3 separate regions of the Mus musculus genome follow, and regions 1 and 2 are each linked to region 3. A link is a loop called in an ENCODE intact Hi-C map of the cell type or tissue named here. Cell type or tissue: left cerebral cortex. All regions are shown on one strand.

Region 1 (8,000 bases), 180 kb after region 3:
AAACGTTGCCTTTATTGTTCTAAAAACAAATGTGGCTGCCACAGAAAAAGGTACCTCTTTTCTTGCTGAGTACTTTCTCCAGGTCCTTATGTGTGCTGGGTCCAACAGGAGAGAGCCTAGTGTTGACTGCAGAGTGTTTGCCTGTGGCCTATGTGTGGAGTGCATTTTCGTAGGGCAGGGATAAGAACAGCAAAGGAAAAGGTGGGTTGATGGATGGGGGAGGGGGTGAGGGAGAGGGAACCTTGACAGGGTAGGGTGTAGGGGACAAGAACCTGGGGGAGAGCAGAAGGTTGAATTGGAGGATGCTAGCAAGAGAGAAATTAGAGTGGATTGTGGAATGGATATTGAGCAAAGCTCTGAGAACCGTGTTAATTCATATTCATACATCCCCAGAGTGGCAGGAAATCAAGAACCTGGAGGTCAACATCATTGTTTTTGCAATTTTGGAAAATTAGGGTAGAGTTTAACAAATTTAATTCTTTTGATTCCAGGGCATTTGTATCAAGTTCACCCTTGGGGGACAATGTGTGATATTTAAAGCTCAGAAACTGTTTCTTCCACTCTTCTTCCCTGTGTCTCTTCCTAAGGGGCCATGTTTACTGTTCTAGGATCTTGGTCAACTCAGCATGGTGGAAACCTCACTTTGCTATTTCATAAACTTTAATAGCATCTCAGCCTGAATGCCTTGAGTCTCATTTTGTCACCAAGTCTGTAGTACTGGTTTGACTGCTCTAGATGTGGCTTTGGGGCTGTTACTTCATGGGTGTGATGGGCCAAGACATAGGTTCTATCATAGGTGGACTAGGTCTACACTAGAATACTACATGAGGACTCTAACTCTAGGGCAAGGCCAGATTGTCTTGTAGCCCAAGATGAAGGCATAACCAGTTGGTTTAGCAGCCAGGGAGAGGAAGTGTAGGTTTATTGATGCAAAATTCCTCATTTCAATCAATCAGCTTCTTTGGGCTTCACTGGCCAGAATTTAATCACGTCAAATCAAGTGACAACTCAGACTGAAGTTTTAGGTGGATCTTTTGTACTTACAGTTTCTGACATTCCCTCCCAGCGTCTGCACTTCTGGTAGGAGCAGTGTTTAGCTGTCAGCTGACTCTTCACATCACTAACTCCCATTTCAGGTGTCAAGGGCAAAGCCAACTGTCAGGTGCATATACATATAATATACACATATATGTGTGTATGTATACACACCACACATTAAGGGTGGGCACAGGACAGGTGCTTCCCAATGTTTCAAGGATTCTAGTGAGGATAGGGCTGCCACCCACAGGTCTGGATTCCCCCAAGTTCACACTGGGGAGGAGCTCAGCCTCCCACCTCTATAGGTGCTTCCTACCATGTTGTCTGCCTTTCACACTCCTCCACCCTTCTCAAGATTTAGACATATCAGGCAGAAAAGCAACATATTTATTTGTCAAGTTCCAGAAACAGGGTCTCTACTGAGTAAGTAGAAAAATAGAAAGTTTACTACTTTTAAAAGGCAACTATGACAAACCAGTATATAACCAGGAAGGGGATTCTGGGAGTCCAACATCCAGTCTGCAGTGCTGCTGTGACAACAAAAATGAACTTGTGTTCTCCACATCCTGAGATTTGAGACTGGCATTTCTCTGCAGAGCTGGGCTTAAGCTAAGATGCCTCGGTCACCCCCACTAGCTGGCCCAGTCCTGGAACCGGAAGCAGTCACTTGCTATCTTCCACACCGTGTTACTGGGTGACGCCTGAGCAGTCAAGATGAAGTTCTGGTTGAAGTCCCGCTGTTTGTTGCCTTCAAACTTCACTGTTCCACAGATGACCACAAGCACGGTGGTCTGGCTTGGTGTAGCGTCATCATGGACAGGCTGGCAGTCTACCACGCTGATTTGGAACTCACTGGAAGGCAACATCTCAAAAAACTCACTCAAGGATTCTTGTCCTGAAACAGCATTTCCATTCCATACTAAAGTGGCTGTGCCCATGTACAGGCGGGACAGCAGCCGACGCCGCTTATCCATAGTCGTGTAATAGACATTGACAAATTCCTCTGCAGCTCTGCAGGCCTGGTCCACATAGGTCTTGAAATCTACTGATGCCATCTCTGGTTCTGCTGACAAGAGGCCTCCGCCTGAGCGCCTCCTCCTTAGGGATCCAGGGACTGTAGGACAGCAAAGGTCAAGTGAACACAAGTGAATTTCAAAGTCTATTCTGCCGTGAGAAAAGTTTTCTTTCAAGTTTTAATTTTTAAAATAGTGTTTGTGTGCATGTGATTTGGTGCATGCCATGGCTCATTGTAGGTCAAAGGAGACCAGGCAAGAGTCCTCTCTGCCTGCCTACCATGTCTGCCTACCATCTCATGCCTCCGAGGAATCAAAAACTCAGGTCGTTAGGTTTGACAGAAAGCACCTTTACCCATTGACCCATCTAGCTCCCAACCCTATTTTTCTATAGGTAACAGAACATTTACATACTACAGGCAGATGACTTCAGGCTCAGACTCAAGCCTATTTATTTTAAAGGCAGGGTCATGATATATAGATCTGGAATCAAAGGCAGTCAGCTCAATGGCTACCTATTTCATCTTTCCAATCCTTAGTTTCCTCGAGAGAGAGAAAAAAGAAAAAAAAGGAACAGAAAATTAAACTAGACAGTGCACCACCACATCCAGCACTGAGTTAGGGACTTTAAGTCAGGAGTGGTGGAGCACACTGGAGAATCTGAGACAGGAATTGTAGACCAGTCTGGGCTAAATAGTAAGCTTGGTCAAAAAAAAAAGTCCAATATGTTCACCTTACAATGGGTTTTAAAATCCATTTATAATTATTAAAGTACATTTGATACCTGAAGTCTGCTTTCCTAAAAGCGTGGATAGGTGTGACTGCCCCTAGGCAACCAGGGTGTGGCTCATCTTAGTAAAACCTGTGTCTCCCGCTGTAGAAGTGAGTGGTTACTGACCCAACAAAGGAGAGCAGGTGCCTGTATGGGAAAAGACTACCATGAAATAATCCAACAAGGACCCAGAAGATGCAGGGAATGGCATATTTCTCAGGAGAGTGGAGGACAGTGGTTACAATGCCCATAACAAGTAAACCCAAGACTAACTAGAATTTATGTCTTCAGCATTAATGGCCACCATTTAAGACCAGCAGGGCCATGACACCATAGCAGAAAGGCTCTAGCATTCAAACAGTCTCAGGGAGATTCCGGAAGATCACAGTTCCTTAAAACATTAAAGTTCCATCACATAAGCAGCATGGCTTTTCTTTTTACAACAGGAATGGCTGCTAATTTTTTCTATGGTTAACTATTTCCACTTAAAAGAACCTAGTACTGATCAATATTACTGAAAATAGGACACAAGTAATTTATATTATTTGCCAATTTCCAGAAACAGGGTCTCTACAGAGTAAGCTTAAAACTTTAAGCTGTGAACACATGCTTTTTCATTTCAAGAGCCTTTATTATTTTATTGAGACACGTTCTCTCTATGTATTTCTGCCACTTCTATGTAGACCACACTGGCTTTGAACTCATGACATCCGCCTCTGCCTTTTGTGCTGGGAATAAAGGTGTGCACGACCATGCCTGGGCCAACATTTTTTTTTTTTTGGTTTTTCGAGACAGGGTTTCTCTGTGTAGCCCTGGCTGTCCCGGAACTCACTTTGTAGACCAGGCTGGCCTCGAACTCAGAAATCCGCCTGCCTCTGCCTCCCAAGTGCTGGGATTCAAGGCGTGCGCCACCATGCCCGGTTTCATTTTTTTAAGCTTATCAGTTTATGAACGATGGATTCCACACAGAGCAAGGAGGAAGCTGGCCCTATAGATGAATTCGGAGCCAGCTTGATACTGCTCTTGCCACTCTCTCACCAAGGTCCTCCGACTCAACAATCAATCTGAAGTGCTGTTTGCTTAGTAGTTTAGGTACATTCCCTCAATCATCATTGCACAAGTCACTGTAACAACTTTACAAAAAGAGTTACAAACTTACTTGCTTCATTCTACGGAAGCAAGGGAGTCAGAGCTATGCTTACTAAGTTCCAGGATTTTTTTGAAAGCAGTTCTATATGAAAACAGCTCTAGGGATGCTGGCTTAACAATGTTCTCCAAGGTAACCATATTTCTCTGTCCAACCACCTCATCCCCACTTCTTTAGGCCACAATGCTTCGCCCTAACATTGGTCACGCCCCCAAAGATGATCACCCCTATTTCTGGTCCTCAGCTACCCACAGAACCCGGTCATCTTTCTCTCTTAAGGAGAGAGCAGTACGACCGAAACATAGTAGAGTGAGAGTCAGAAAGATGCTCCACTCCCATGGTTCATACTGTAGTTTCCTGGAGTTGGACCTCAGAAACGGCAGCCGTGCCCCGGGCCTCATTTCCAGCTGGGAGTCGCTTCTTACATCCCCCGGCCCCAAACTGCTGCTCTCCTCCGGGTATGGCAAACTCACCGCCACGGTTCTGCACATAAAAAAGCCTGATGCCAGGTTGCAGAGACACCACGTGGAGGAAAGGACAACATCCATGTCTTATTGAGCCTAAGAAAAGGGAAGAGGTCCCTGGTGCCGCGGCGTTGCCAGACGGCCAGGCAGGAGCGCTCACTTACCTGCTCGATCTCGGTCAGCGCCGCCAAGGCGACTCGGTCCCGGGTTCCGCCCCGGTCGCGGTCCCGGGCCAGAAGAGTTTCTCTCCTGTTCTCCTCTTCCTCCCAGAGGCTCCGCCTGAGAAGCCGACGTCCAGGAGGCGAGGAACGGTTAAGCGCCGGTAGTGGCTTCCCGCGCGCCGCAAGCTGCAATGTGCGCAGGCGCTAGCATCCCGGTTCCCGTCGACTCCCGCCTCCCCGCGACGGGCAGCTACGCGAGCCAGTAGAAAACTTGGCTCCGCCCAGGTGTGGCGGCAAAGACAGTGTAGGTTCCGGGTTAGGCACTATCCTAGAAGATCCGGTTGAGGGAGCTCTGATTGGATGTTGTGGAGAGGGTGGAGTCAACGCGCTTAGCTGTGGAAGGCTTGGTTAATAAGAGATATCTGTCTTTGCTAGATCTGGCTCCCTTCTTCTGTGTGTGTTGGGATGATATCTTGTGGAGACTCGTGAAGCTTCAACGTGGAGCTTCACTGGTTGATGCTAACTAGGGAGACAACAGCATGGCTTCAATAAGGCTCTGGACTGAACCCAGCACATAGACACCCGTAGTGTAGGAACCCGGTGGAAGGCTAAATCTGAGAGTCTGTGGAAGTCCTTGTGGTCAAATATGGTCAAATATCTTAGCTGAGCGCACCCTTCCTAAGGTGAAGCTACTTAGAGTTGACAAGCAGATGAACTTATAAGAGAACAAATTTTAGTCTAGTGAGAACTGAGGTCGAAGAGGCGGGCAAGGGGACAATGGTAGTTGACTTTCTATGCAGTGCAAATTGAGTTTCCTGCTGGCTCCAGCTGCGGCGCAGTACCACCTCATTTAAGACACTGAATTTGTTTTAATCTGGAGCTGTCTAGATACCTAGCATAGAAATGGAGCCATTTCGCGTGGGAAATTGGGAAACTGCTTCGTGTATCAAAACCCAAAGAGCTAACTTTGCTGAGACCTGATTCTTTGCTTCATCTGCCCGGCTAGGAGAGCTGTTTGTAAGTGGCTTTGTTCAATTAAGTACTTTAATCTGTATTTTGTTACCAACCTCTCGGCTCCTTTTGCTCATGTTACTAAGGGAACATTTGTTTTTAGATTTAAGAAACGAGAATGGCTGTTCAATATAGGTCACTTCCCACTGGAGTTAAGTGAGTGAAAAGTTTTCATTATTGAAAGAATTAAGTTGGAGTCTGAGTTTCAAGGATGAATAAGTGCCTTTGGAGCAGTAGTTACACAAAAATATGTAGTAAACCTGGGGATAAAGTAGTGGTAGGTCCCAGGACTTTTCCTGAGGGAGAACTTGACCTTTATTCTTTCAGTAGCCCTTGAATTTGGGAGATTAGAGATGCCTCTGATTCTAAAGGACTGGCCACTGACACAGTTGAGCGTATTCGTCAAGGTTCTCTAGAGGATAGAATCTCTCTCTCTCTCTCTCTCTCTCTCTCTCTCTCTCTCTCCCTCTCCCCTTCCTCTCCTCCACCCCTCCCCCCTCTCCCTCTTTCTCTCCCCTTCCCCTCCCCTCTCTCTCTCTTTCTCTCCCCTCCCCCTCCCCCTCCTCCACCATTCCACCACCCCCATATTAGTCAGGGTTCTCCTTGCCTCAATCTCCTGGCATTAAAGGTGTGTACTACCTTGTTTAGCCTAAACTTTTCATGGCCACTATGCCCCAAAATCTCCATGCCAAGATGCAGGTTAGAAACTTGTGTCTTCCAGCCTCAAGATCTGGATCACAGGTGTGTCCTCCAATTCTGGATTGTAGTTCATTCCAGATATAGCCAAACTGACAACCAGGAATAACCACTACAATCCATCCCTTGTCAACTTGACATAAATAATATCTCATGTCCAGACCGTCAGTGAGTGTTAGGACTGTCACCTTCAGTGTATGTGTGAGTGTCTGTGTAATGGTGGTTGAACACAAGGCCTGCTCAGCATGCTAAGCAAAATCTTTGCCCACTCTTCAATTTTGGACTTGGCAGTTTCTAGAGTCAGTGTTGAAAGCTGGGCATACACATAGTTACTTGCAGCTTCAGCACTGTGTCTTTTGGGTATCATCAGTGTGATTGTGATGTGAGTTTGCCTACCTGGTAACCAGCTGCCTCCTCTGTAAAGCACGAACACTAATAATATTCTTGGGAAGAGCTTCACATGGGTCTCTGTCCAAATTAGCATCCAGAAATAGAACTGAATTATGTTTTATACTTTATGTACACAGTAACTTCATTTGCCAACAGTCCTAAGGAAATGATTGGCTTTTACATTTGGAACAACCATATGACAGATCGGTGGGATTTGTTACCCAATCACATGAGCAGTTTTGGTAAATGATCCTGGCCTAAGCAGCTGTGGAGCGGTGTTCCCATTTGCTACATGGAGCCAGACCAGGAGGAAGAAGGACACCATCTGGTCCACACACAGAGTTGGGCCTGATTTATAGATCTTAAAATCTGTCAACACGCTTGCTCTCCTCCCCTACTGTCAGTGCTGTTCCCTGGGATAGAATTTTAACAGCACGTTTTCAAAGCAGCTCTGTGACTTGAGGTCAGTGTAGTGTCTGGGCAGCTGTGTGTCAATTACACTGCCACCTGAACTGCATCTGTTTCTTCTTGTCTCTTGACCTGGGCAGGCCCATCTTAGTTCTGGTGGGCCAGGGTGATCTGAGGCTGTGTTTCAGTGAGCTCATTTAGGGACTGAACTGTGGGAGGCTATGGTGGGCCATGGAAGATGTACAGTCAATAATGCCAGATAGTGTTTTATAAAGTCTATCCTCTGCCTTCTCGATTGCCAAGGAAAAGAATGTAGACACCTGAGAATGTTGCTTCTGTAGACATTACATGGAAATGCTCCCTGTGATGGTGCTGTTTGCCTGAGAAGGTTGTAATGGCTGCTGTTGATTAAGTCTCAGGTGCACCTTTTCCTAACTCTGGTACCAGCCACCTGAAATGAGGGAAAGGGTCATACATGGCTACAGAGCCTCTTTGTGTGGTCAAAATGGGACATCTATATCAGTATTTGCAAAGTGCAAGAAGCCAGTTTTGGCTGATTTAAGTCAAAAGGTCTTTATGGAAAAGTTGCTAGTAGAGTAAACAACAGGGATTATGAAGGTAACTCCTAGGGTCTATGGACAAGACTGAACAGCAATTGCTTAAAGAGATGTGTACTGTTTAGATTTTTTTCTTCTTGTCAGCTTGACATAAACTAGGGTCCATGCTCACCTGAGAAATGTCTTCAAAAGATTGTTCTGTAGAGAGCAAAACACTCACACACATACAATGAAATAAAATAAAAGTAGAACTTTAAAGAAATATATTGCCACATAGGCAAGTTTGTGGGGCCATTTTCTTGATGATGATGAAGGTATGGTCTAGCATAGATGATGTTACTGC
Region 2 (8,000 bases), 310 kb before region 3:
ATTACTTGATAAACATTCTTTGGCATATTAGTCATTGTTATGGGCAGTTTTCCCTCCCTAAATTGCCTCATGGTCTCTTTTATCCATCTATTTTTGAATGTGTCTGGGCCCAATCTTGTGAAAACCACCTAAGTGTAGCCACAATAGTTTTTAAAGCAATGTTTCTTTTATGCCAAGTAGAAATAAGTCAAGAAAAAAGTGATGCATCACCCTGTATCATCAGGCCTGTGTCCTCTCCACAAACCAAGCTGTCTTCAGTGTCTTCCTTGATTAGCAAAGTAAAAGCAAGGGAAAACTAGAACACCCAAGGTAATAACTTCTTTTTAATTTCTTCTCAAGTTTCAAAATATTAGTTCAGAGTTAACTGCCTTATATATAAGTCAAAAAGAACATGGAAGTTCATGTCTGTGGAAGAACTAGAACCTAGGGGAGTGCCATATTTAGAAGCCTGAAACATATTTCCACCAATGCAGGGAGAGCTCCTAAAATGGGTAATGGTATTGTGTACTTTTGCATCTCTGATATTAGAGTGATACCAGGAGAAGCAATTTCTATTAACTACGTATATTTGTACTGCATAAAATTGTATGTTTATAGTAGTTTTCTAAGGGTCATGTAATAATTACAATTTAGGGTGCATTCTGTGTCCTCTCAGTCCATAACTTCTCATCAACTTCATTCAGGTCACCTTTCTATCCTGTATACATTACTCTTTCAACATTGGTGAAATTTTACTTTTATTTTGTGACTAACTCATTTGACTTCTTTTTCTATGTGGCCACACATTTAAAAGTATCCACTGGAGCCTTACAAGCTCATTAATTGTTAGAGAAATGAAATCAATGCCTACTTTTCTTTCAAATCCAGCAGTATCTCTACATTCAACAGGGAAAAGTAATACCTCTTGAGCCTATTTGTGATCCATGATTTAGTACTGTTCACAGAACAATCTTTTTAGGACCCTTCTTTGAAACAAAATTTCAGGAAACATCAGCTTTTTAAAATCATGACTGCAAAACATAAATAATGCTTGGAAGATTGTATCTGGCAGCTGTTTACTTTATGTTCAGATTAAACATTCTGTTTTTGTTGTTGTTGTTGTTGTTGTTGTTGTTGTTTTTGGTTTTTTTGTTGTTGTTGTTTTTGTTGTTGTTGTTGTTGTTCTAATTCTCTGATGTTCCCTGATTTTTTCTGGGTGGTAAAGACATTCTGTTTAGAGAAAAATAATCACATCTTATTTGCTTTCAATACTTTGATCAACAATATATTCACTAACCAAATAAGTCTGCCAAATAACCAGGACACTTGCTCTGCCTTATCTACAGAGGCTTATGTAATGTTACCTTTTTTTCTTTTTCAGATAATCCACTCTTCTCTTTCATTGGAGTTTTCTGAAACCATGGGAAAACATTAGAAAATACTGTTGGTTATATACTTTTTTATATTTTTGATTATTTGCAAATTTCTCACCATGTTCACCAGTCACTATCACTTCATATTCCTTTCATATCTATCCTCCCAACATTATGTCTTCTCCTGAAAGCAAGAAAGTAAGGAAGAGAGAGAGAAAGAGAGAGAGAGAGAGAGAGAGAGAGAGAGAGAGAGAGAGAGAGAGAGAGAGAGAGAGAGAAGAAGAAGGAAGGAAGGAAGGAAGGAAGGAAGGAAGGAAGGAAGGAAGGAAGGAAGGAAGGATTAAAGAAAGAATAAAAGAAAGAAAGATAAAAGTAGACCATGATAAATTTGTGTTGTCCAGATAGTTTTGGTACATGGTCACACTTTTAGGGTCTAGTCCACTAAAGACAAAAGATCATTTTTCTTCTCCATAATAACCCCCTACCACAAGCCATAATCTGTGAAGAGCTGTACTTCAGAATATTTATAATAGTTTTAAGTACTCTCACCAATGATTTCTCATATGGACTGCTTCCTTTTACTTTTGGGCGGTCAAGGTGGTAGGGAATTTTTCAAAGAAGCACTCAGTGTCTCTCATTCACCATTAGGAGACCACCCTTATACATATCACCTCAAAAGAAACCTACATGTCCCTAATATGAGAACAGATTATGGACTTTCACATGGTTTTCAACAATACCTAGATGAATGACAAGGCTTTTGCCAGCAGCATGGTTCAGCTGAAACAGTAGACAATGTTTCTCAGCTGTTGCCACCTCTAAATTGAGTTTTGCTTCCTTGGGCCTACACTAGTGTACTCTCTGTGAATAAGTGGAAATATTTCCTTAGGTAGTTGTTTGAGATTTGAAGTACTATAGATGCTTTAAAAATCCAGGGTCCCTCATTTCAATCAATGTCTATACTTTCCCTAATGAATCTTGGCTGGGTGAGTCCTTATCCACAGAGGATACTTAGTTGCTTAGTATACAGCCTGAAATTTATTTGGAGATATAATAATCTCTTTTCTAATGAATTATTTGCTGTGACTTAAGATTACACATATTTTTCTTACACAAAATACACATCTCCTTTTTTATTTTAGTATATACTTCCTCTTTTTCACTGTAGACATGGAAAAGAGTTGAGAACAATAACCTTTTCAGAGAATCTTTGCTATACATGTCAAAATTTCCTCTGCCTAACACATTTATTCATTTCTTAAATTTTAGATACATTCTAGCTCTCAGGACAGGCTGAATATGCCTGAATATTTGAGAGTATGTACCTAGAATAGACTTGATCCCATTTTCCAATGTCACTGTTGTTTTGCTCTGTCATCTGTTTGATGGGGCTCTTACCATTCACAATTCTCTGAACATGTTTTTCAAAATTCCAACTACTATTAAGCTTTACTCCAGCATCTGAGGATTTTTCTAGTCTCACAGTTGGAAACTCTTGCACATTCCTAACAAAGACTAATTGTAAACAACTAATAACCAGATTCTCATATTTATCATAGCAATGTCCCTAATCTTTCTTCACTGGTATGATAAAATCTACCAAAAAAAGTTTAAAAGACCTAAGCAACAGCTTATTTTTATTTAATGATTTTCTTCAGGTTATTGTCAAATTTCCCAAATCTTCATACATATTTTATAACTTTAAAAAATAGTATAATCAACATGTGTCATCCAACACATCTTTATCTTCCTTAATGAGAATTGTAGCATGAAAAATAAGACTAGGCTTGGAAATATTAGCCAAGTACTGTCTTACATTACATTATTGGAAAAATTGAGGTCTTTATCCAATAGCCACAGACTTAGTTATAAATGGCATTTATGATTCTTCATCATACTGTTAACTTCATCAAAGCCCATCTATATAATAGCACTTGACCATAAGAACATTTAAACTTTTACTATCAGAATAGAATATAGAAAATGTTAATTTCTTTACTCTATAAAAACATATTTTAATTTATAGTTTATCTTTATTCTTTAACAACAAAAACACCCATAAATTCTCTGTGATTGCCATTGCAAATACCTCCAAATATTTGGCCTAAATAATAAATCTGCTAGCATATTCATGTTTACCAAACAAATAATTAAATTACAGGTTGAAGCCAGCATGTACTCTTTTACTGCTTCATATTCATTGCAGGTAGAATTCAATGGATTTTGATCACTCATGCTCATCAACAGTTAATACTATCTGAAGAAATCAGCATGTTTTTTCTATTAATAATTAATTTTCTATTAATTAATATGTACATATTTGCAAGAGTTTCCTAGTAGTAATTACAGGTCTTTTTAATAACACCTTATAATTTAGGATATTTTCAGTTTATACTTGTTTTAATTTTAACAATGAGAAGTCCTGATAACTTAAGACAGTTGATATTAAGTTCCATCTAAGTTCTATACTACTATAATAATGCTTTGTTCACAGGATTATTGTGTTTGTTTCTTTAAACTTTATTTGATCTTAGTGATTACACCTCAATGAATTCACATTTCTTGTCATCCTTATTTCCTTTTCCTTTTAAAACAGCTTCTGTTTTTATAATTCATCTTTTCTCCCTGGAGTACTACTTAGAATGAGTAAGACAAGTCCTCAGGCATGCTATTGTTAAGGATTCCATCATGTCTTCCAACTTTAGCCTGTTCTATGACACTACATGTCTAATATATATGATCACTAGAGTTTGTACTTGAGTTGGACTTTGGTGATGAAAAGAATCATTTTTAAATTCTTTTTTAATTTTTATTTTTTACATTTCATATTCCATTCCCCATCCCCATCTACCCTCTGACTGTTTCATATTCCACACCTGTGGAAAGCCGCACTATACGTGCGGTCACTAGATGGTGCTAAACCTCCATCGTGCCAAACCAATCTCTTTGTCTAGATCAGGCTCTTGTGCGCAGGTCCAAAGAGCAAAAGCCCGCCAAAAAGTCACCAGCCCATTTCCGGGGCACCAGTCCATCTCCCAGGGCACTAGCCCAACCCCTGGGGGCTATAGCCTATCCCCAGGGTGCATGAGAATCCTGAGTTAAGCTACCAGTCCTAGTTAAACACGTCACACCTTAGGGTATGTAAGCCACTCACTTTTCTGAGCCTTCTTTGTCTACCTCAATATATTATGAAGTAAAGTTAACCACGTAAGGATCTGTGTGTCCTATGTGTGTTCCTGCGGGCGGGGACAAAGCTCAGGATACACACCTCTGCCCCCCCCCCCCCCCCCAACACACACACACCCTGTCTCTATGTAGATTCCCACACAGCCTTCTCTACCTGAATTCTAAACTCTCTGGGTCCTCCAGTGTCTTGAGGGTTAGGTACATCATCTCTGAATGAACACAGAACCAGAGGCCCTATACTGTATGTGTGTTGAAGTCCTCATATTAGCTGGTGTATGCTGTCTGATCAGTTTTCCAGTGTTTGACAGACCTCGGGAGTCCAGATTAATTGAGACTCTTGGTCCTCCAACAGGATTGCCCTTCTCCTCAACTTTTTTAATCCTTCCCTAATTCAACAATAGGGGTTAGCTCCTTCTGTCAATTGATTGGAGGCAAATATCTGCATCTGATTCTTTCAGCTGCTTGTTGGATCTTTCAGAGGACAGTCATGACAGATCCCTTTTTGTGAGTGCTCCATAAACTCAGTAATAGTGTCAGGCCTTAAGACCTCCTCTTGAGCTGTATCCCACGGGCCTATCACTGGACCTTCTTTTCTCAGGTACCTCTTCATTTCCATTCATGTAATTCTTTCAGATAGGAACAATTATGGGTCAGAGATGTGGCTGTGGGATGGCAACCCAATTGCTCATTTGATGGCCTGTCTTCCTGCTGAAGGTGGGCGCTATAAGTTCCCTCTCCCTACTGCAGGGTGTTTCATCTAAGATCTTTCCATTTGAGTCCTGGAAATCTCTCATCTCCCAGGTTTCTGGTGCTTTCTTTGGGGTACCCAACCTCATATACCCTGATGTTGTCTCCTTACATTCTTTCTGTTGCCCATCAGAGCTTCAGTCATTTTCCCTTGGGAAGAAACCTGTGTTTGTGGAATATTAACCACCATCACAAGAATTATTCCTTTCAATCAGGTCATTTGAGAAAATATTTTATACCAAAGACCCAAGTACATAAATTGAAAGTGATTTTGTTGCTATTTTACATACAACTTCAAGAATAACTTCTCCGTGCCCTGTAAAAGCATTTTGATGAAAGAATAAAGAAAAATTACTATGTATTTAGCATCAAACTAGAACATAAATTACCAACCAAAAATCAATTTAAGACTTCATACTTATGACTTAATAATATTTAAAATTTACATATTTGTCAGGTAAAATTTTATTCTAAACAGAAATGATGTAGTCAAGATAATCACTGAAATTTTTCTTATTTACATCTCTTTGTAAATATAAGTCCACTGTCTTTAAACTGAAAAGCCTGGGGATAAAAATGAGGGGACTTATGATAGTACTGGAGTGCATAACAATACAAATACACTTTAGGGTTATAGAGAGAGAAAACTTGCCTAATTATTTTTAACACACAATTCCGAAGGGTTATATGAGTTCTTTACCTGATACAATAAATTGAATGTAAAATTGATGACAGTGGAAAGTCAAAAACCTAGTTTACTATAAAACATTAGAAGTATTAGCTAAGTATATAAGAAACTATAATCAATTTCACATTATCCACAGGAGAGAACAGATTATTAAAAATTGACTTGAGCAAAGATTTATCATTTAAAAATGAAACTAAAATGTACATGGGATAAATGATGAAAGAATATTTCAAAAAAGTGTTCAGGGCAAATCTCACATTTATTCTATTATCTAAGAAAAAAAAGAATGCCAGGATTATAATAAATATGGCTATCTTGATCTATACTACACAAGTTATATTATAAAAGTAGTTTCTATTGAGAGATGTTTGCTCTTTTTAACAATAACAACATCTTACCAAAACTAATATATCCAAATAAAATGAGCCAACATTTCCATGAGAGCAGTGAGATTGATTGCTTTGTTGATTTGTAAGCTATAGTTCATACTAAGGAGGAGAGCATGAAGCACCAGAGCCCCCTCATGTACCCCCTAAGTCAGGGAAAATCATGAGAACAGTAAGTCTCAGAAGAGTCAAGTAAGTCACATGGGATTCCATATTAATTATTCTTTTTTGTATTAATTATTCTTAGTTGCAGTTAAACCATAAGGAAGATGTGACCCCACTAATTTTGTGGTTCTTATATACTGTGTCCCTCATAAATGTTTAATTATTTAAATATTTTGACCCATGTAGATTTGTAAATGGCTACAATGAAGTGACCATTTTGGATTCTGAGTGTCATTAATCAAACAAAGCAAAACAAAGACATGAAAAAAAATCTCAATAACAATAAACCAAACTATAACATAGTCACTGGAATTTTTTGAGAATATTTTAACTAGAATTGGACAGAAGGATCAGAAAGCTACCAAGCCTAAGGTCATGCTGAACAGATAAATAATGGAGAATAATAAACTTTTATTAATTTTATTATTAGTTATATACCCCAACATTTCCTTAAGGGAGAACCCTTGTGGGTATCACACACCACTTGCTCATCAAGACAGTTCAAGACTAACTACATCCTCTCCCACTGAAGCCAGTTGAGCATGACCCATTAGGGAATACACAGTCAGGCAAAAGATTCAGGGACATCCCCCACTTAAGGTGTTGGGAAACTCACATGAAGGCCAAGTTACACTTTTACTATGTATGGGGGAATCTAGTTCTAGCCTGTATAGTCTCTTTGGAGTGTCATTCTCTGATATTCTCAAAGGGTCTATGTTAGTTGACTCTGTTGGTCTACTTATGGAGTCCCTGTCCTCTTTGGGTCTTTCAGTGTTTGCTCTAACTCTTCCACAAGACTCCCAGAGCTCCATATAATGTTTGATGATAACTCTCTGCATCTGTTTCAATTTGCTGCTTGATGGAGTCTCTCAGACACAATTATTCTAGGCTTCTGCCTATAAGCAAAATACAGTATTATGAGTAGTTTCAGGGATTGATTATTGCCCGTGTAATGAATAAGTGTTCAATCTTTCACTCAATCTCTGCTCTATTACTTTCCCTGCACACTTTGTAAGCAGGGTGTATTTCAGGTCCAAGATCTTATAGATGGGTTGCTGTCCTTTTTTTCGCCTTTGGAGTCCTGCCACTTCAGGATGTATATTCTCCACTGCTGTGATTGCAGATACAGTTGCCCTTAAAGATTCCCTGGGTCTTACCTCCATCCCAGGTCTCTTTCATATCCTAGAGATTTTCTCCCTCACCTACACTCACTATAAGTAACTCTACCTCCTTTCTGCCTTCCATCCACAACCAAGTTCTCTCCTTCCATCAATCTCCAATAATTGTTTTATTTCTCCTTCTGAGAAAAATTTCAACATCCTCCCTTGGACCCTTCTTATTATTTGTTTTCTTTGAGACTGTACATTGTAGCATGATTATCCTGTTCTTGATGGCAAATATACACTTTTCAGTGAGTATATACCATGCATGCCTTTCATGACTGGGTTGCCTCACTAAGGATGATACTTTCTAGTT
Region 3 (8,000 bases):
AGTCTTCCTATGCAGCTCAGGGTTGCTTTGAACTCCCAACCTTTCTGCCTCATCCTCCTGAGTGCTGAGATTAAAATGTGCACCACCACTTGGAAAATGCCATTTTTGGAGAAATCTATAAGCAGCAACAAACACATTCAAAAGAGGAACATATTTATATTAGAAACAGTTTTTCCTCTCTCCTCCTTCTAACCTTCCTCAAATCCACTTTGTCCACACAGAGCCAAAGTTAAATAGAAACCTTGGCTTCTGCATAAACAAATATAACAGAACACCAGTTCTGAGCCCTTGGACAGAAAAGAAAGAACAGTATCTCCAAAATGCACCAGTCTTCCACTCAGAACACAGCTAAGGCAGAGGATGCCCCATTTACAAACCAGAAGTGAGGGCAACGTTAGGGGGTAGAAATAGAACCTCCAGGGATTTTGACTTGTATATATGGCAAGTGGTCCCCAGTTGGGGGTTCACATACCTTTGTGTTTATAGTTTAACTCCCTCTTAACACCAGTACACACAGCCATTGCCCTCTTTTTAGTTCACATTTGCTGAAAGTCTCTGTGGGATTCATTTTTTTAATAATCAAAACACAAAGCCACCTGAACACTGAATCAAGGAAGCCACAGATGGAAGAGCTGGGCCAAGGATGTGGGTGCTGAATGTTCCAGAATCCTCAAATCTGGGCCAAAGATGTCTCAAGGAGTAAACATGCCTGCTGCACAAACCTCATGACATGAGCTTAAGCTCTGGAATCCAAATAGCCATTTCTTCAAAGTTTTCCTCTATCCCCCACATAGACCACACACACCCACACATAAAAACACAAAACACAGAATCTTATAGTGTGTCTTCAACCTGTGACAGGGATCTCTGTGCACTATACATATTCTCTTTTCTTCTTTTACATTTATGGATTCTGGATTCCATCTTATGTTTCAGCATATGGGAGACACAAGGGATGAAAGGGCTATTTGAGAGTCCTCTAAAGGAATGCAAAGCAGAAAGTACAGGGCAAGTGGCTTAGAAACCACACAGTTGATCCTACACCTAGCAGGACCCACAGAACCAAGATCAGGAATGGAAAAGATGGAGGAAGTAGGATGGTAAGAAGATGAGGCAACATGAGCCAGCAGGTAAGACAGGGCCAGAGATATTCTCTGAACCCCTTGAAATGTGATTCAGGAGCTAAGCACTCCTCCATTCACAGGAACTCATGAAAGAGCATACTCCTTCCTAAGATAGCCCTCCTGGGATACAGAACTAGCATTCATTTAAGATATTCTGATCCCCTTGGAAGTTGCTTGAAGCTACATACGATGCTTTAAAATGCCCCAGAAAATAGACCCAGATGCAGGTCACTAAGGAACACATAGCACATCTTGAAGATGGCCTCCTGGTGTCACCACTTCACAGAGAAGACCAGGCAATTTGGTTTTACTCGATGCAGATTCTTTTTTTTTTTTTTTTTTTTTTTTTTTTATTGGTGTTTTCTGGATTTTTGGTTCTGGAAGTCCTGAGAAGCTACTAAAACTTTCCTATAAGACCAACATAGGATTTCCAGTGCCAGGAAACAGATATAGGCACTTCAGAAATTCTTCCTACCCCAGAATGAATGAAAATCAACACCTACCATGATATAGCTTAGTGAGCCAGAACTCTTACAAGGTCATAAGAGCTCTTATAAAAAGGTGACATTCACTCTTTACCTGATGTACTGGCTGGTCTTGTGTGTCAGCTTGACACAAGCTGGGAGTTATCACAGAGAAAAGAGCCACCTCTGAGGAAATGCTTCCCTGAGATCCAGCTGTAAGGTATTTTCTCAATTAGAGATCACAAGTGGGAGGGCCCATTGTGGGTGGTGCCATTCCTGGGCTGCTATAAGAAGCAAACTGAGTAAGCCAGAGGAAGCAAGCCCAGTAAGCAGCACCCTCCACAGCCTCTGCATCAGTTCCTGCCTCCAAGTTCCTGCCTTGTGTGAGTTCCTGTCCTGACTTCCTTTGGAAATGAACAGCAATGTGAACGTGTAAGACAAATAAATCCTTTTCTCCCCAATTTGCTTTTTGGTCATGATGTTTTGTGCAGGGAAACAAACCCTGACTAAGACAGTTGACTTAGGTCTTGAGATACTAGGTTCCCAGCCAAAGAAGGGAGGCCATCCCAGGCCTTTACAGATATAGCATGAATATTATCAGGAGCCATTTAGGAAAAGCAAAAGGTTAGAGGCTAACTTTCCTGAAAATGGCCCAGCATTATTTTTACATGGTCTACAATAGGTGAGCTCTGAGAGGCAAGGACCCTAGAAACTTCATCCCAGGATTGCTTCTTGTTATTAATCTATCTCTTCAATTACTAGTACATAGCCTAACAATTCTTAGACATCAGCCTACCCTATTTGTGGGAAGCCGCAAATGCCATTACAAGATGGCGCTGGCTACCACTGGCCACCACCCATGATTATGGGTAAACAACCAATGTGCGCATGTGCATAAGAGTTTTTTTTTTGCCGACTCACTGCCTGGCCCGACGCATATTAATGAGGTACTGGTAGCATAACCAATCAGGTATGGACATGTCACTTCTAGGCCTATATAAGCAGCACCATTTCTGGGCTCAGGGTCTTTCGCCTCTGTAATCAAGCTCTCCCAATAAACGTGTGCAGAAGGATCTTATTGTGGCGTTGTTCTTGCTGGGGAGTCGGGCGCTCACACCTATTGGGCAAGTTTCCTGCAGATAAACATGGAGATGAATTTTCACGAATTAATGCTGTTTAGATGAATTAATAATTTGTAGAATTCCTGATTTAATTCAACTAATTTTAGGAAGAAATCTTTAGGAGATTGTCTTAGTTGTTTTGCTAAAAAGATGTAATAAAGTAAAAATCAAGAATAGAATGTGTCCACTACTCCTAATAGTAAGTAAAAAGTGCAGAGTAAGAAATTAAATGAGCTTTCATAATTACACTAAAAAGAGAAATAGGCTTGAAACAAATCTGTGTTCAAGAAAAAACATTCAGATCCAAGGATGAAGTCACAGGTGTGTACTGTGATAAGGCAAGGCCATGTAAAAACTGTTACTTTGAACTTATAATGAGCTTACTGTGTGAAACACTGCTTTGAACTTGTTATTGATACCTTTCTGTAACCCCCCCCCCCCGCCTTTTTTTGTAACATTTTAGCTAAGAGGTATTCTTTCTTATACAAAGAACTTTTTGTCAAAAAGCTATATAAGAAGCCTAAAGCAATAATAAATTTTAAAAAGGCTGGTGCAGACATTTTCTGCTTCACCTAGGGTGTATGTGTTGTCTGTGTAACTTCTTTCCTTTTCTTTCTTTTCTCTCTGATTCAAAAAGAGTTAATGAGCTCCAAGCCTCTCACCTGGCCAGGAGGTTAACTCACCCAAGAAAGGAGCTCTACCAATGCATCCTTTTACTTAATTCCCCCGCAGCTAAACATCATGTGTTAATAGCCAGACATTTGAGCTTATTTAAGTACAAATAATAAGAGAAATAAAAAAATGAAGTTTCCACAGCTCTTATTTAAGCATTAAGAGTTAGGTTTTCCCCAGACACTACTGTGGATGCCAAGAAGTGCTTGCTCACAGGAGCCTGATATAGCTGTCTCCAGAGAGGCTCTGTCAGAGCCTGACAAATACAGAGGTGGATACTCACAGTCATCTATAGGATGGAACACAGGGCCCCCAATGGAGGAGTTAGAGAAAGGACCCAAGGAGCTGAAGGGGTTTGCAGCCCCATAGGAGGAACAACAATATGAACCAAGCAGAGCTCCCCAGAACCCCTAGGGACTAAACCACCATCCAAAGAGAGACCCATGGCTCCAGCCACATATGTAGCAGAGGAGGGCCTTGTGGGGCATCAATGGGAGGAGAGGCCATTGGTCCTGTGAAGGTCGATGCCCCAGTGTAAGGGAATGCCAAGACATGGAAGCAGGAATGGGTAGGTGGGTGGGGGAACACTCTCATAGAAGCAGGGGGAGAGAGAGGATGGGATAGGGTGTTTCAGAGGGGAAACCAGGAAAGGGGATAGCATTTGAAATGTAAATAAAGAAAATATCTAATAAAAATTTTTTCAAAAAAGAGTTAGGTTTTCAGCTTTTATTGAAGCACGGAACAATGATAGTTATTAGTCCATATTTAAGCACAGAACAGTAATAAAGAGTTAAGTTCCCAGTGTTTAATAAAGCACAGAGGGTTAAGGAGAAAAGAAGCCATCAGCTTCTAGCCCCAGTACAGTTAGAGTTACAAGACCATCAGTCTTTTGACTGTTGTCCAACTCTGTGTTCCATCTCAGCTACCACTTCAAAAGGCTGGGGCAGTATCGCAGCAGAGTATGGACATGCTGGGTAGAGTCAGCGCTCACAGTCCCCAAACATTACATGTAGATGCTGATGCAGTCTGAAGGCACACTTTACCATGAAGACAAGGCCTCAGTCTTCTTTTAAAGAGAATGTGGTGTTTCGATGTGCCAGTCCAATTTGCTGCCCGAGCTTTCGTAATTATGGCCACAAGAGGGCATAATTGGCACCTTGGATTCCTGAACTCTAGACACCTCAGTGTTGGTGCCATCTCCTAGAAGCCTACACCAGGATGCTCATTCAGGCTAGGAGAGGATAGGGGAAGTTCCCTATCACATAGGCACAGCGAAACATTCCTTAGGAACAACTCAAGAGGAGACAACTGCCTCTCCTGTGCCACACTGCAGCTCAAGCATAAAGAGAAATCAAGTTGCTCTCATGCTTCCCATTTTAATCTGTCTTTTCCTGAGTCACTGTCTCCCTCTACTGGCACGTCCAGAAATTGCCTTTCACTAACACTGCCAGTTATCAATCTTTCAGCACCTGACCATGGGGCGTTCTCTTCAAGGCTCTTCTATCCAGTGAGTCACAGGTAGTGAGTGTGGTAGGACTCAGATCAGGAGCCCCTCAATCTCTTATCTTACTTGTTCTTTACAAACCACTCTGCCTGGGTGCTCTTTGCTCCATCCGGGACAGGAGGAAAATGAACAGCTTTGACTGAGGGAGGTGGTACCAAGGGGGAAGGAACTCGGAGTGATGATCAAGAGAATCCCCAGAGGGAGGAGTCTGGAGCCCAGGAAATTAATTTAAGGGTTAGACTTAAAGGAACAGGGCTGTAAGGGCAAAGACAGGAGACAGAACCTGCATCATATTGTCGCCAGCGGGGAAGATGGCTCTGCCCTGGACAATATTACTGGCTCTCTCTGGTATCTATGTCCAGGGAGCTCAGGCATGGTGTTCGGAAGAGGATACTCTCGAACTCGATAAACTAGTCAGTGAACCTGACATAGTGAAGTTTGCTTTGAGTGCATTCCACAAAAAGAGCAAGGATGAATATGCCTACAGGGTGATACACATCATGAATTTCTTGAAAGTACAGGTAGGTGATCTTGTCCACTTGCTGTTTTCTGATAAAGCAGGCAGGACACTTTTGTCTTGGCTAGACATTTGCAACCCATGGCTGAGTTACATATAAATCATTTGGCTTCATTGTTTAGAATGCTTTTCTAAGTTACATATTCTTTTGAATTAAGTTTACTCACATAAAAATTACTATGCAATATTATCCTGTTTTATGATAGTACTTACTTAATTAAAGAATACATTTTAGATCAGGCATGGTGGTATACAAATGTAGTTCCAGCATTTTGAAAGCTGGTACAGGAAGATCTGGACTTTGATGCAATATAATAATAATAATAATAATAATAATAATAATTCACAGAATAAGCACTTCTAGGGAGATCTTTCTATTGAACAAAGAAAATATTTACACAAAAATCCCATAGGCAAAGACTGAAGATATGTCAAAAGCACCTTTAAAAGTTTTTGCTAGCATATATTTATTATGCACAATAACAGATTTCATCATGACACTTCATAAATGTACATAATGTATTTTCACCATATTCGCCTCCCATTACTCTCTGTATACCCCTTCCATCCTTGCTTAATTCTTTTCTCATACCTTTTTGTATTTGTCTTTGTACTTTGTACATTGTTGCTGTTATTGTTGTTGTTGATTATGATGATAATCAAATGAGTTTAATTGGAGTTTCTACTGAAACATGCTCAAGTGATATTTTAGAGAAGTATGGGCAACTTACAAGCATATTAAAAAATTAAAACAGTTTGAGGGTTGCAGAGGGATCTGTCAGTAAAGTGCTTACCACACAAATATGAGGACTAGAGTTTGGATCCTCATCACCTATGTAAAAAGCCTGGCTCAGAGATGCACACCTGCAATCCCAGTGTCTGAAAGGCAGAGACAGAAAAGTCTGGAGAGGGCCAGCTACTGACCAGCCTAGTGTGAGTCAGCCTCAGCTTCAGTGACATGTCCCGTGTCAAAAGGTAAGATGGAGAGCTGCTGAGGAACACTCCTGCTGTCACTCTAGGCTTTATGCACACACATGCACAAACAAGTCATTGGAAAAAATGAGGAAGTGAAAGGAAGAGAAACAAAAGGTAGGCTGGGAAAACTTGCTGACTGTCAGGACAAGCTAACTGTCCTGAGAACCACCTACCAGCTCAGCTCCTTATCTCAGTTAATTCCCTTCTACTCTGGGTCCTTGGCAGGCTCACATAGCCCATTCACCAACATCCTAAAATGGTGATGAATCTCCACAGAATGTCCTCAGGATGGCAATGCTCATCTCCTAATGCCACACTATGGTCATGGGGGAGGATTCCTCTTTCCTCAACAGAGGAAGGAAAGGCAGAGGGCTTGTACAAAGCCGAGACCTCTGGAAATCTCTTTAGAGCACCTAGCTGGTCCTGTTAGGTCTCTTATGCTGGAACCTTACCTGTGAGCTAAGACTATGACTTTGCTAGAGACAGAGTTGGTCTTGTGGGAAGAAAGGATGGAAAGAGTGAAAGACTAGGCAAAGAAGAAAGGGGATACAGTAGAAGGAAGCAGGAGGAAGATTTCCGAGCTCACACTATATAGAAACTCACCATATGAACAAAATACCCATGAAAGGAGTTACAGAGACAACGTTTGGAGCAAAGATGAAAGGATGGACTATCCAGAGAATACCCCACCCGATAATACATCCCATAATCAGCCACCAAACCCAGACACTATTGCATATGCCAGAAAGATTTTGCTGAAGGGACCCTGTTATAGCTGTCTTGTATGAGGTTATGCCAGTGCCTGGCAAATACAGAAGTGGATGCTCATAGTCATCTATAAAATAGAACACAGGGCTCCTAATGGAGAAGCTAGAGAAAGCACCCAAGGAGCTGAAGGGGTCTGTAACCCTATAGGTGGAACAACAATATGAACGAACCAGTACCCCCAGAGCTTGTATCTCTAGCTGCATATGTAGCAGAAGATGGCCTAGTCGGCCATCACTGGGCAGAGAGGGCCCTTGGTATTGCAAACTTTATATGCCCCAGTACAGGGGAATGCCAGGGCCAAGAAGTGGGAGTGGGTAGGTAGGGGAGCAGGGTGGAGAAGGATATAGGAAACTTTGGAATAGCATTTGAAATGTATATAAAGAAAATGTCTCATTAAAAAAAAAAAAGAAAGAAACTCACCATACAAGCTATCGTTCTAATTCAGTGTGCTGGTGAATAGTGACTGTAACGTGAGGATTTTCTTAATGTAGGTCAAATGACAGCATCCTGCAGATCTAGCTTTATCCCGTTGGGCTGAATTATCAGCAGAGCCAATACCCTACCAGAGCCTGACCTCTGGGAATGTAGGTTAGTTCAGGCGCCTACTGAGAGTGAAACCGAGGTTTCCTTTGGTTGAATAGAATATGAGGATTTGAGTTAGATGATACACTAATGGTATGTGACTCAGCCTCTAATTTCCCCTAGCCTCTACCAGACTGCCTCCTCCTAACCTTTAACTCTCTACACTAGAGACCATCCCCTCCAAAACTTTTCACCTTTAAGAAGGGAATGCTAGACCTTGGAAAAACTCCACACTCAAGAGAGAAGCCAGGTCTCTCCCAGTATTGAGACAAG

Evidence for each region. A loop is a pair of places that touch in the nucleus more often than their neighbours do. Peaks named below come from ENCODE experiments on the same cell type or tissue, not always from the same donor. Only the 100,000 strongest peaks of a DNase experiment are listed, where the experiment ranks them.
Region 1: a loop joins it to region 3, with 2.5 times the contacts of the local background. A loop is called at or near these places in 2 of 42 quality-filtered maps.
Region 2: a loop joins it to region 3, with 6 times the contacts of the local background. A loop is called at or near these places in 2 of 42 quality-filtered maps.

What each region holds. Positions count from the first base shown.
Region 1 is chr2:148,669,434-148,677,433 of GRCm38, reverse strand. Nxt1 (NTF2-related export protein 1) reads right to left here and starts at 4,819. Exons shown (of 2, transcript NM_019761.6): 1 at 4,599-4,819; 2 at 1,408-2,152. The coding sequence starts at 2,093. The coding sequence ends at 1,671. In left cerebral cortex, no CTCF peak of the experiment used is centred here; a DNase peak (open chromatin) is centred at 4,874; H3K4me3 peaks cover 1,902 bases; H3K27ac peaks cover 1,055 bases.
Region 2 is chr2:149,154,899-149,162,898 of GRCm38, reverse strand. No RefSeq gene overlaps it. Among named protein-coding and RNA genes, the nearest start is that of Gm1330, 160 kb to the right of the region's middle. In left cerebral cortex, a CTCF peak has its summit at 4,243 (motif pointing right); a DNase peak (open chromatin) is centred at 4,295.
Region 3 is chr2:148,848,077-148,856,076 of GRCm38, reverse strand. It overlaps Cstdc2 (cystatin domain containing 2), which reads left to right and starts at 5,143. Exons shown (of 3, transcript NM_029960.3): 1 at 5,143-5,406. The coding sequence starts at 5,197. In left cerebral cortex, CTCF peaks have their summits at 4,562 (motif pointing right) and 4,768 (motif pointing left); a DNase peak (open chromatin) is centred at 4,693; H3K4me3 peaks cover 217 bases.